2 separate regions of the Mus musculus genome follow, and region 2 is linked to region 1. The links are chromatin contacts, found by Hi-C or POLR2A ChIA-PET in ENCODE. All regions are on one chromosome and are shown on one strand. The core of a region is the stretch at or near the end of the contact, and the rest is flanking DNA. Distances in the headings are between cores, read along the strand shown.

Region 1 (5,501 bases), core at 1,003-3,502:
CAAATAAAATCCATTATTTTATATAATGATTATAGTTAACAGCAAAAACCATGATTGTTTTCTAGTAACTCTACTAAATAAAAGAACTTTCCATCTATGTAAGTATTTTTTGTTGTTTTTTTGTTGTTGTTGTTCAGATTTAGTAATAGGACTTTGTAAGTTCATAAAGTACACTGGATATCTCTCCAACTTTTCTTGGTTCTGGAATCATGAATAAAACAGAAAAGTCATGTGTGTGTTTTAGTAGAATTTATGCCTAAAACAAAAATGTCTTTTGTTTTAGTAGAATTTATGCCTGTTATTTTCCAAATTATGTGTTATGTGATCTAAGTCCTCCACATTCTCTCATTTTAAAAATTTAAACTGCTTATTTCTGAGATAAATGGATTTATAGCATTTACTGTGATTATAAGCTGTCAAAACTTTCTTGTTTAGTACTATTAACTTAGTTCATATCTTCAGTTTGAATAGTTCAATAATGTATTTTATAGACCCAATCCTTTATTAATATATTTCTTCTTTTTATGCTTTTACTCTTAGTCATATACCATATAACAACATTATGGCAAGTGACATGTGATATATACAGTGGTGATCCCATAAGTTTTTCTCAGTGACTTGGTAATTTCTGTAAGGACACTATGTTATCAATGTAATGAAATCATCTAACAACCTTTTATCAGAATATATCCCTCGTATTAAATAATGTATAACTGTACAAGATGCCAATGTAGCTTTCCTTTGATTAGTCTTATAAAAATTTTACCCTAATAGTTTCAAGTTTCTTATGCTGTACTTTTCTTATGCCAAAAAAATTTTTTTAAATACTAAGTACCTCTCCATGTTTATTTATAAAATTAACCCATTTATATTTATTGTAAATATAAATGGACTTATTCCTGTCATTTTATTTTTAACCATAATTTCTTCTTCTTCCTTTTGTTTTTCTTGTTTCCATTTCTGCCTTTTGATGAAGTGGATAGGTTCCTTCATTCCATTTCCCACCTCTTAATGGTTTGAATATAATAAATCCAATTCAGTTTAATTCAACTTCAGCATTATTTAATCTTTAACATTCTGTTGTCATACATTCAAACCAAATATTTTTCAAAATAAACATCTGGTACTAATTTGCATTGTATAGCATTCCCTTATACATTTTGAATTTTTTCTGAATTCTCATTTTCACACTATTAAAACTAAATTTCCATTCATTTTATAATAAAGATTAAGTGTGATGTTAGATTAAGCACCAGGCTTCATAAAGAAGTCTTCAGTTATTCATTTCATTTTTTGATTCAACCAAGAATCCTCTGGTCCAAACCATAAAACCATCTTTTCTCTCCTTTGTCTTTCAAAGTCACCTCTTTCATTATCACTTTTATCATCAACTCCATCTACTTTCTCAATTTCTTTGTTGTTTCAAAAATCTTATATCCACTTTACATTTTCTTTTTAAAAAACCTACATCCCACATAGTTTTGAATAGATGGTTTGCCTCTAGATTTAATGAACATCGTTTTCCAGCAACTCAATGCCTTTCTTCATTTATCCTTCAAAATGGCGGACCTAGACAGTCATGATCAGTACCACGTGCGCCTGCGCCTCCAGCGGCCATTTCACCCATCAGCCCAAGCTCCAAGAGTCCGCCCCTTCTGGCGCGTGCGCAGGAGCCCCCAGAGCCTAGTCGCTCCTCCCCCTCTAACTGCGTACGCCTGAAACCGCACGTCCCAGTGCTGTCCCTCCCCCGCAGGCTGTGCACCGCCCCCGCCCCTTTCCCGTGAGATTCTTCCGCCTGGTGGAAGGTCGGTCTTCGCTCGACAGCCTACGCGCTTCAAGTGCAATCCAATAGGCGCTCATGATCCTGGGTCTCCCCATTCAGTCTTATCTGTGAGCCTGTGCGATTTTCTTTCTGGCCTCAAAGTCGATAACCGATTCGGCGGGACTTTTTTGCATAGCGCGAGGCAACAAATGGAAGAATGGAGCTGCGGCGGAGGGATCTACCGACCGCGTTCTGCGCGCTTTAATGGGGGATCGGCTTCGAGTCGTTGCTGAGAGCGGGGGGAAGGGAGGAGGCAGCCAAGGAATTGTTTTTTTTCCTCACCCCGCCCTCTTCAGCATAACCAATAGGAACGTAGAATTTCCTAGGCTGCCCCGCCTATCCCCCGCGACTCAACCAATCATCGGTGGCAGCGGCTCCGAGGGGGCGGGTCCGGGAGGCTGTGCGTGTCTTGTGAGAGAGAGCTCTTGAACCAAGTCAGAGCTAGAGTCGGCTGGGCGGCTGGGCTCTGTTGCCGCCGTCGTGGGTGACTCAGGGAGGCGGGAGGCGGGGTAAGCGCTCCGCGGGCCTCGGCTGCGGGAGACAGAGGGAGAAGGGTGAAGGACCCGCGCGGGCGGTCGCCGCGTCTTCTCGGTTCAAGGCTCAGGACGGGCGGGGGTGCGCCCGAGTCGGCGGCCCGGAAGCGGGGGGCGGGGGCGCGGCAAGTGTCGAGTCGCGAGCGAGTCCACGGCGGCTCCGAGGCCGCTCGGGGCGGGGATCGGTCGCTGAGACGGGCCCTAGGCACTAAGAGGGAGCCTTTTCTTTAACAGGGCGAGGGGACGAACACTTAGGCAAAAGCACTGGCGCCGCGGCTCAGTCCTCCCTTCTCTCTCTCAGTGTCCAGCTTTGAAAGGTTTGGAAAAAGCGAAAGTTGTTGGGGCGAGAGGGTCACGCGGCACTCGGGGGGGTGTTTGCGGGGGGGAGTGCTGGGGGGTTGGGGAGGCGCGGGTGGCAGCTTGGGGCGCGGAGTCCACCTGCGGGGGTGTCACTCCACCGGTCCCTGTCGGCGCTTCGTCTCTTCGGGCCGCCTCCGACCTCGGCCGCCCCCCATCGCATTTTGTTTTTGTGCCTTCTGCAGGGAGGAGCCCTTCCTGCTGGCGTGGAAACCATGGTGCTCACGCTCGGAGAAAGTTGGCCAGTATTGGTGGGGAAGCGATTCCTCAGTCTGTCCGCAGCCGAAGGCAACGAAGGCGGCCAGGACAACTGGGACTTGGAGCGCGTTGCCGAGTGGCCCTGGCTGTCGGGGACCATTCGAGCTGTTTCCCACACCGACGTTACTAAGAAAGACTTGAAGGTAAAAAACAAAAAGACTAAAACAAAATACAAAATCCCTAAACAAACAAACAAAACCGTCTTCTGGGGGCTGGGCAGTCAGACGGTTTTCAGTTACCTTGGTAACGGGACAGTTGAGCGCCCCTCCCTCCCTTTTCTGAAATGGGCCACTAGAAAGTTGGCAGGTGATCAGAAGGTACAGAACTCTAGACCGTGAAAGTCTTTGAAATGGGGTGTAGTGTCAAGGTGTGTTTGACCTAGAGCTCCAGTGGCCTGAGATTAATAATGGGTTTAGGATTGTTCAGACATGCTTCATTAATGCAGGCGCTGGGTCCCCTGGGACAGTCTGATTATGCCCCCAACGGGAGGCGTATTGTTTATTAGTAATAGGTTAAAGAAGTGGATGACAATTAGAATCATTGAAGGCTAGCTTGAAAGTGCTTTCAAAAAAGATGATTTCAGATGATGGTGTTCCTCTTTATTTCTTCATTCAACTTTTTAAACTTTACAACTTGGAAGTGAAGTGTGAATGTAAGGGAAGGAGCTTAGTTGTGTTTATCTATTTAGTTTTGTTTGGCTTGTTCTGGTGGTGGGTATTTGCTGAGGTATGGTTAGTGAGGCAGGAGTAGGTCCCCGGTTGTTAATGAGGATGGGTTGGTGTGGCTACAGCCATATATGGAAGCCTTGGGTGGAGCTGTCCCGTATAGGGTGTTTGAAAGGAAGGGGAGAAATGGAACTTGCATGACCAGTTAACACATTCTGGAACCTTTTTCACTTAGATCTTTTGAAAGGAATGAATCCTACTCTGTGATACAAATATTGGTGTGAAAAAATAGTAGGGAAATAACCAGTGAGGAAGCCATTGTGCCCACAAAGACTCCTTGTGCAAAAATCAGCTGAAAAAAGATTCCTAACAAAGGCTCCATAGTGATAATAACTTCCAGGAAGCTTGTCAGGACAGACTATTTCTACCCTGAGTAATGGACATGCCTCGGAATCTTCTGTGTTTTTGCCCTTTTCTTGAAAACTACTTAAAGGAAGCAGGTTTTAGCCATTGTCAGTTAAATGTTGATTTCTGAAACACTTCATTTAAGCTCAGGCTTGACAGTGCATGCCTACACCATCACGAGTCTTGAGAGGATCATTGGAAAAGGTTACTTGGTTATGTGTTTTCAGAGTTTCCACCATGTGCCTTGTCTACATGTTCTAAAAGTGACCACTGGGCACTTAACCACAGCAAGCATCATAGTGATCACTAACAAATATACTCTTATTTGGTCCTTAGAGCAGCACATTAGGCTACAAAGTACTGTTTGCTGTTGATCCCACGTTAACTTGTATCTAGGAAGACAGAGTTTTTAGTAGTCTATGGACCCCATCCTTAGAAATTAACATATCCAGGGAGTTTTCCTGCAGGGATGTCCCCCTTAGCCATCATACTGCTTGGTCAGAGTTGTGCCATGCTGCTTCTGCTTATACTCTGAAACATAGCTTTTCTCCTCCATTCCACTTATTTTACCAAATCAAGTTTTAGAGATAGGTGTATGCAGATGACCAACCTATTTGCTTTAGGCTTTTACCTTTCTACCTAATACAGGCTTTGTGTACCAGATTTCAATCATGGTTGTGGTTTTTTTCCTTGTTGTTTTGTTTTTCCTGTCAAGTTAAAAAAGAAATTGTAGTACATTTATTTGATCTGATCTAAATGGGAACAATATTTAAACTTTATCGTCCTTAGTTCTTGGGAAGTTGACAGGAGCCTAGGTTTCCTTCTTTTATGACAAAGGGCCTGTTGGATTTCACATGTAAAGTTAAAGATCTTTAACTTATTGTTTTCATCTCCATCCCTCTCACCCCCCAAGCCTTTGAGAAGGAGCTTCACTTTCAGACAAGTCTTTGGTCCAGGCTGTTGTAATTAGCTATTAAATAATGACAGGAGGACTTGAATCCATTTTTGGCAGTGTGTCTTCTAGGATTTCAGTTCAAGAAAATTTTTGTTACGGGTTTTGCCTTGCTGAGAAACTTTTACAACTCAATCATTTTGTAAGGTGCAAATTGCTTCCTTTTTTCCAAGCATTTATCTCTACATTCCCTAGTTGAGTAGCAAAAGTAATTAAGTTTAGAGAACATGTTGTATTTAACAAAAATGTATCTTAAAACTCTATAACCAAGTTACATTCAGTGAGATTAAAGCAAGAACCAAGTAATTAAAGCCATGTTTACATCTGGGCTTAGTGATCTTGAAGGTTTGGAGGGTGTCTTTTCTGGTGGAGTTACTAGGCTAAATGCAAGCGAATTTCAGGTTGAGTTCATGGGACTGTTCATTTACTGTTAGTGCAAGCCTAGCCTTTCTAGACTTGTATCTGGACGAAGGAATACAAGGTAAAGCCTGCCTAACATTGTTTCATCT
Region 2 (5,501 bases), core at 1,436-3,935, 490 kb after region 1:
AGAGTCAGGAAATTGAATGGAGGTTTGTAGCAGTGGGGGATGGGGAACTGGGATAGCCACTAGAAAGTCCCAGATGCTAGGAAAGCAAGAGGCTCCCAGGACCCAGTGGAGATGACATTAGCTGAAATACCCAACAAAGGGAAGAGAGAACCTGTAGAGACCATATCCAGAGGTTAGGCACAGCCCCGGTTGAGGGATGGGGCCATCCACCCATGTCAAAAATATTAACCCAGAATTGCTCTTGTGTAAAGGAAATGCAGGGACAAAGAGTGAATCAGAGACTGAAGGAAAGGCCATGCAGAGACTGCCCCACCTAGGGATCCATCCCATCTCCAGACACCAACCCCAGACACTATTGCTGATGACAAGAGGCACTTGCTGACAGGAGCCTGGTATAGCTGTCTCCTGAGAGGCTCTGCCAGAGCCTAACCAATACAGTTGCGGATGCAGTTGGAGGGACTGATGGCTCCAGCAGTATATATAGCAGAGGATGGCCTTATCTGGCATCAATGGGAGGGGAGCCCCTTGATTTTGTGGAGGCGTGATGCCCCAGTGTAGGGGAATGCTAGGGCGGTGAGGTGGGAGTGAGAGGATAGGTGGGGGAGCACCCTCATAGAAGCAGGGGGAGGGGGAGAGGTTGGGGGTTTGCAGAGGAGGGACAGGGGAGGGAGATAACATTTGAAATGTAAATAAATAAAATAAACAATAAAAAAGAATGCCTTAGTCAGAATATATTTTTATTTTTTATTATTTTATGTGTATGAGTGTTTTGCCTGCAGGTATGCTTGCATGCCTGATACTGATGGAGGTCGAAACAGGGAGTTAGGTCCCCTTCATCTAAAATTACAGATGGTTGTGAGCTGCCTCGTGGGTGTTGGAAACTGAACTCCAGAAGAGCAACCAGTGTTTTGAACTGCTCCCGTCTCCAGCTCTAGTCTGACTATTTGATATTATTACTGCATTTTAATAAATAGATGGATAGATAGATAGATAGATAGATAGATAGATAGATAGATAGATAAAAGACAAGAAAAATGGAAGAAACTCATTTATGGCTCCAATATAGAATATGAATACTACAGTTTACTGTGCAGCCTGCTCTCAAAGTCCAGCCTTCTTCCTGGAGTTCCTGTCTTGAACACCCCAGAGGCAGTAACCCCTAATGATTAACTTAGTTGTCTCCAGCCTTTAGCTCCTCTCCTTGGTGAGAAGTCAAAGTACACTTCACAGAAGAACTTTGGGCTCCCTCTGGGCCCCAGGGTGGTGCTGTCCTGTAGGCCTGCCTGAGCCAGGCAGGGAGGCTGTCCTTGGATGCGATTTCTTTGGGAACACTGTAACAAACACTGCTGACTTTTGTGAGTCCCAGTTTTCCTGGCTTCTGAATGGTTAAATGCACCTCATGGAAAGTACAGAAACACGTTGGAGAAGGTCCATGGCTGACCTGTATCCCTCAATAGGTTGGTGCCTCTGACCTCTGTCAACTCTATGGCAAGTCCCTGGCCCATTTTGTACTCAGAAGGCCTATCCCATATCCTGAGCAGGGACAGTCTCTCAGTGCCTTCTACCAGGAGACTGAGCTGGCTACTCAGGGGCAGCTTCACACACTGTTGCCTAGTGGATGGCCTGTGTAGGGGAGGACTAGACGGCAGGCAACTTGAATAAGCACAGGCCTCAGGAGGAGGAAGGAGACAGGCAAAGACCAGGCCAAGGCCAGGGCTAAGAATAAATCTTAGACTGTACTTGTCTGGTCCATCTTCAAACCTATGTTTATCTTGGAGCGTGAATGTAAATCCTGGGACATTTGATCATGTTTGGAGAAAAAAATACCCCAAATTCTTGCTTTTTTCCCTCCCTGAAAAATAAATTAGGGCCTGAGACTGCAGCTCCACTGGTAAGGTGCTTGCCGAGCCCACACAAAGTTCTGCTTCGATTCCCAGCATAAGCCGTTGGTAACACAAGTCTGTAATGTCAGCACTCAGGAGATGGAGATGGAAGATCGGGACTTCAAGATCATCCTTTACTGTATAACCAGCTTCCATGAAGAAGGGGGGAGAACATAGAGAAAAGGAAGGGGAGGGGGAAACTGAGTCAGACTTACGCTTCTATAGATAGTATTGTTCTATTAAGAATTTTTTAGCTAAATGATGCACCCATCTGGTGGATTTTAGCACAGGCTCTTGGATTTATGTAAACCAGAATCCTGAAAGCCAAAGGATGGAATGGTGGAAGGCTAAGTCCTTCTTCCCACATTGCCCTCTGATTTCTCATCTAAAAACAAAACAAAGCTTTTAATCCCAGCACTCGGTGGAGGAGTTAGGAAAGGGATGTGCAAAGACAGGCAGATCTCTTTGTGAGTTCAAGGCCAGCCTGCTCTACATACAATCTCCTGAGTGGCCAGAGCTACATAGAGACAGGTCTCTCAATAAGTAAACAAACAAATAAAAACAGAACAAAATGTCACCGTCTTTTATTCTATCGAGTCTCAGCGAAGATCATGAGTCTAAAAGAGAATCCAGAGTCTGAAAGGCACTCATTGAACACAAAGGCTAGTGTTCCGGTGTCTGCCTTGTCCCCCACCCGACCCCCCTACTCCTGTCTTCCAAGCTCTGTCTTCTACCCCTCCCCGAAGTCCCTTCTCCACTCCCCCTCCTCCGCCCTCTGTAGGAGCTCCTCCCCAGCTTTGGCTTTAAACTCAGAACCTCCGGCTCAGGGAAGTCAGAGCTGTGCGCGTCGCCCACTGGACTCGGGTCTCCAGGCAGCTCCGCGCCCCTACGGTAACCTCGCCCAGTTCTCTGCTGCGTGCCCCCCACCCCGCGCTCTCCACGGTGACACGTCAGATTTCTGGCTGCTGTCCTGGTCCCGTAGCTCAGCTTGGCTTCCGGGCCACCGTTTTAAAGCCAGCTGGGGCCTTAGGATGGCAGCAGCCCCAATAGCCCTAGCAGCCCGCGCGGGTGGAGGATTTCTCATGTTTTTCTCCTGCAGCCAGGGTTCGGCAGTGTGGGAGTAACCCGGAAACTCAGGACAGTGCGCTGTGTTCAGAGGGTAGGGATGGGGTCTTAGGGTTCGGCGAGCTCGCCAGCGGGTGTACACCGCCCGCCCTCCCAGGCCTTGCTTTAAACTCCAATCCAGGAGTAGTGATCTACCACTAGGGGCGAGACTCCATGCCTCCCCACCTCCGCTACCGCCGCGCCGAATCCCGCCCCAAAGGCGGGATTACTGTTATTATTTATCGTGGTTATTGCCCTGTCTCCGCTCTGGAATAAAATCCAGAAACGTTCCAAAAAGTAATTATCACAGTAAAGTACAGCGGAGATCTGAGTCCAGAGCCCTGACACAACAGTCTTAAAAAAAAAAAAAAAAAAAAAGTCGTTAGCTGTTTCTTGTAGCTTTTTCTGCGCTGTCCCTTGAAGTGATCTTTCAGAACCGACCGACAGCCCTTAATCCTGTGAGAAGCTTGGGACTGTTTGCTAATCAAGCCATCTTCTTATTCTGGCACATGCTTAGCTCAAGCCGGGCTTTCTTCACCTCTGTGCCTTGTTCATGTCTTTCTTGGGTTGCAGAATCCCCACCTCAGTGCCCGGGTATCATGTGGTCCATTCTACCGAGGACCAAGGACAGGGCTTTGGAAAAATGTTCCTCATAGCTCCACCTGCTTCTGCCCTGTCCCAGCACCCCCAGCCCTTTGATCAGTAGAACTCCCTGGCTGCATTTCCTTTAGTCAGGTCCAGAATCCTTATGCAGCAAGGATTTCAGGGCAGTTTGCTCTAACGTTGTTCACAGCATTCCAGAACTCCCTGCAGTTACTGAAGGCACTGCTAAGCCTTTGACCTCCTGGCCCTGCTTCTGCCTTCTGAGCAGCTGTGCCTATGTCCCATGTCATGGACTCCTATGTGGGCTGATTCCTGTGTCCCAGATTCCTAACGTCATTTCTGTTTATACCCATTGCCCAGCATTACATTATCCACCCTGGTTCTATTTGATAATATTCTTGGTTTCAGGCATGTCTAATGCATGTGACTGAGAATAGCTATGAATAGGGAGGCCCAAAACAAAATTCTAAGCTTACTTAAAACATTATGTGATTTCATGTATCTCTTGCTCTTATAACTTGATGGCACCATTCTGAGGCCTGAACTTTGTAGATAGCAAAGTTATGTTGCAATGTCAAAAGGTGGGACCTGCCTGGTTGATAATTTAGCACAGCCTTGCTTCTAAGCTGAATGCACGTGCATTTGTAGGCAGCAGAGTGGTGTGTGTCAGCTCACTGTGGACCCACAAGTGTCACAGACCTGGAGGAGGAAGCCACAACTTCAGGCCTGGAGGTGGAGCTTAGTGGCAGAGTAATTGCCTAGGATAGGCCTGGGCTCCATTTCCAGGGTCAGGGGAGGCCAAAGGGAAGGAAAGGGAAACTAGGATTCTCGGTCAATGTCAGATTTCCCCTTCTTATGGGCAGGGGTGCAGAAATGCCTAAGTGGTATTGGGAGCTATGTGTAGTCAAGTTGACAGGTTTAACCATGGAAACTATAAACTCTGCTGTAATCTCTGTCCCATTCAAATGATCATAGGGCCCTGAATCCATGCCAGGGAGCCAGAGTTAATTAGCCATGGCTAGAGAGTTTCAAAGACAGTATGTAGGATCCACTGCTAGCCTTCTAAATTAGGCTACAAGATAGGGTAATAGTTATTGGTGATACTGCCCAACCATCGTATGTATAGGACTAAGGAGTTTCTTGGGACATGGGTCTTGCAGTTTAAAAAAAATAATGCATACATGTATGTAATGTATTTTGATCCCTATTCCATGCCCTCTGATTCCTCCCCACTGTTTCCCCTCCCAACTTTATGTGGTCTCTTGCTTAAAAACAAATAAACAAGAAACCCCACTGAGATTATTTAGTACATGGGCATGGGGCCATCTACTGGAGCGTGTGTAGCCTCCGAAAGCCTGAAGAAAACTGACTCCCAGTTATCCATTCATGTGGGTTGTCTCCATTTCCTGGGTATTGTGAGTAGAACATTTATGATGAGTGAGCAAGTATCTCTGTAGTAGGATATAGAGTCCTTTGGGAATGTGGCCAGGAATGGTTTATTTAGATCATATGATAGATCCATGTCAAGCTTTTTGAGGACTCTCCACACAAACTTCTATAGTGTCTAAACCACTTTGCATTCCCACCAATGGTGAATAAATGTTCCCTTCCCCCCACATTCACACCAGCATTTGCCAGTCAGGTGTTCTGGTCTTTTCTTTACCAAGAAGCCTGTCAAAATGGCAGCTACCTGCTATTGATATGATCTTTCTCCATTCCAAGGTTTTCTTTGTTACTGGTAAGAGCTGTGACTCTCTTTGCCCAGCAGACTCCAATACCCACACCTCAAGGTAGGACACTCAGTGGAATTGTCTGTTTGGACCAGAAGGATCATGATTTACACAAGACTTGACAAAGCTGAGTTGAGACTCAGGTTAGGGCTGCCATCACCGTGTCTGAGATACATATCCC

The links. Hi-C counts contacts between places; a loop is a spot of excess contacts on that map. ChIA-PET counts read pairs that join two places held with the same protein, here RNA polymerase II (POLR2A).
Region 2: a map of heart shows a loop between it and region 1 (3-fold over the local background). The contact joins the promoter of Thnsl2 here to the promoter of Kdm3a in region 1. A Hi-C loop is called at or near these places in 1 of 37 maps with a recorded cell type or tissue (heart). POLR2A ChIA-PET finds 5 or more read pairs at or near these places in 1 of 5 experiments (embryonic stem cell).

What each region holds. Positions count from the first base shown.
Region 1 is chr6:71,629,668-71,635,168 of GRCm38, reverse strand. Kdm3a (lysine (K)-specific demethylase 3A) reads left to right here and starts at 2,252. Exons shown (of 27, transcript NM_001038695.3): 1 at 2,252-2,331; 2 at 2,590-2,672; 3 at 2,898-3,113. The coding sequence starts at 2,928.
Region 2 is chr6:71,141,564-71,147,064 of GRCm38, reverse strand. It overlaps Thnsl2 (threonine synthase-like 2 (bacterial)), which reads left to right and starts at 2,685. Exons shown (of 9, transcript NM_001033929.2): 1 at 2,685-2,774.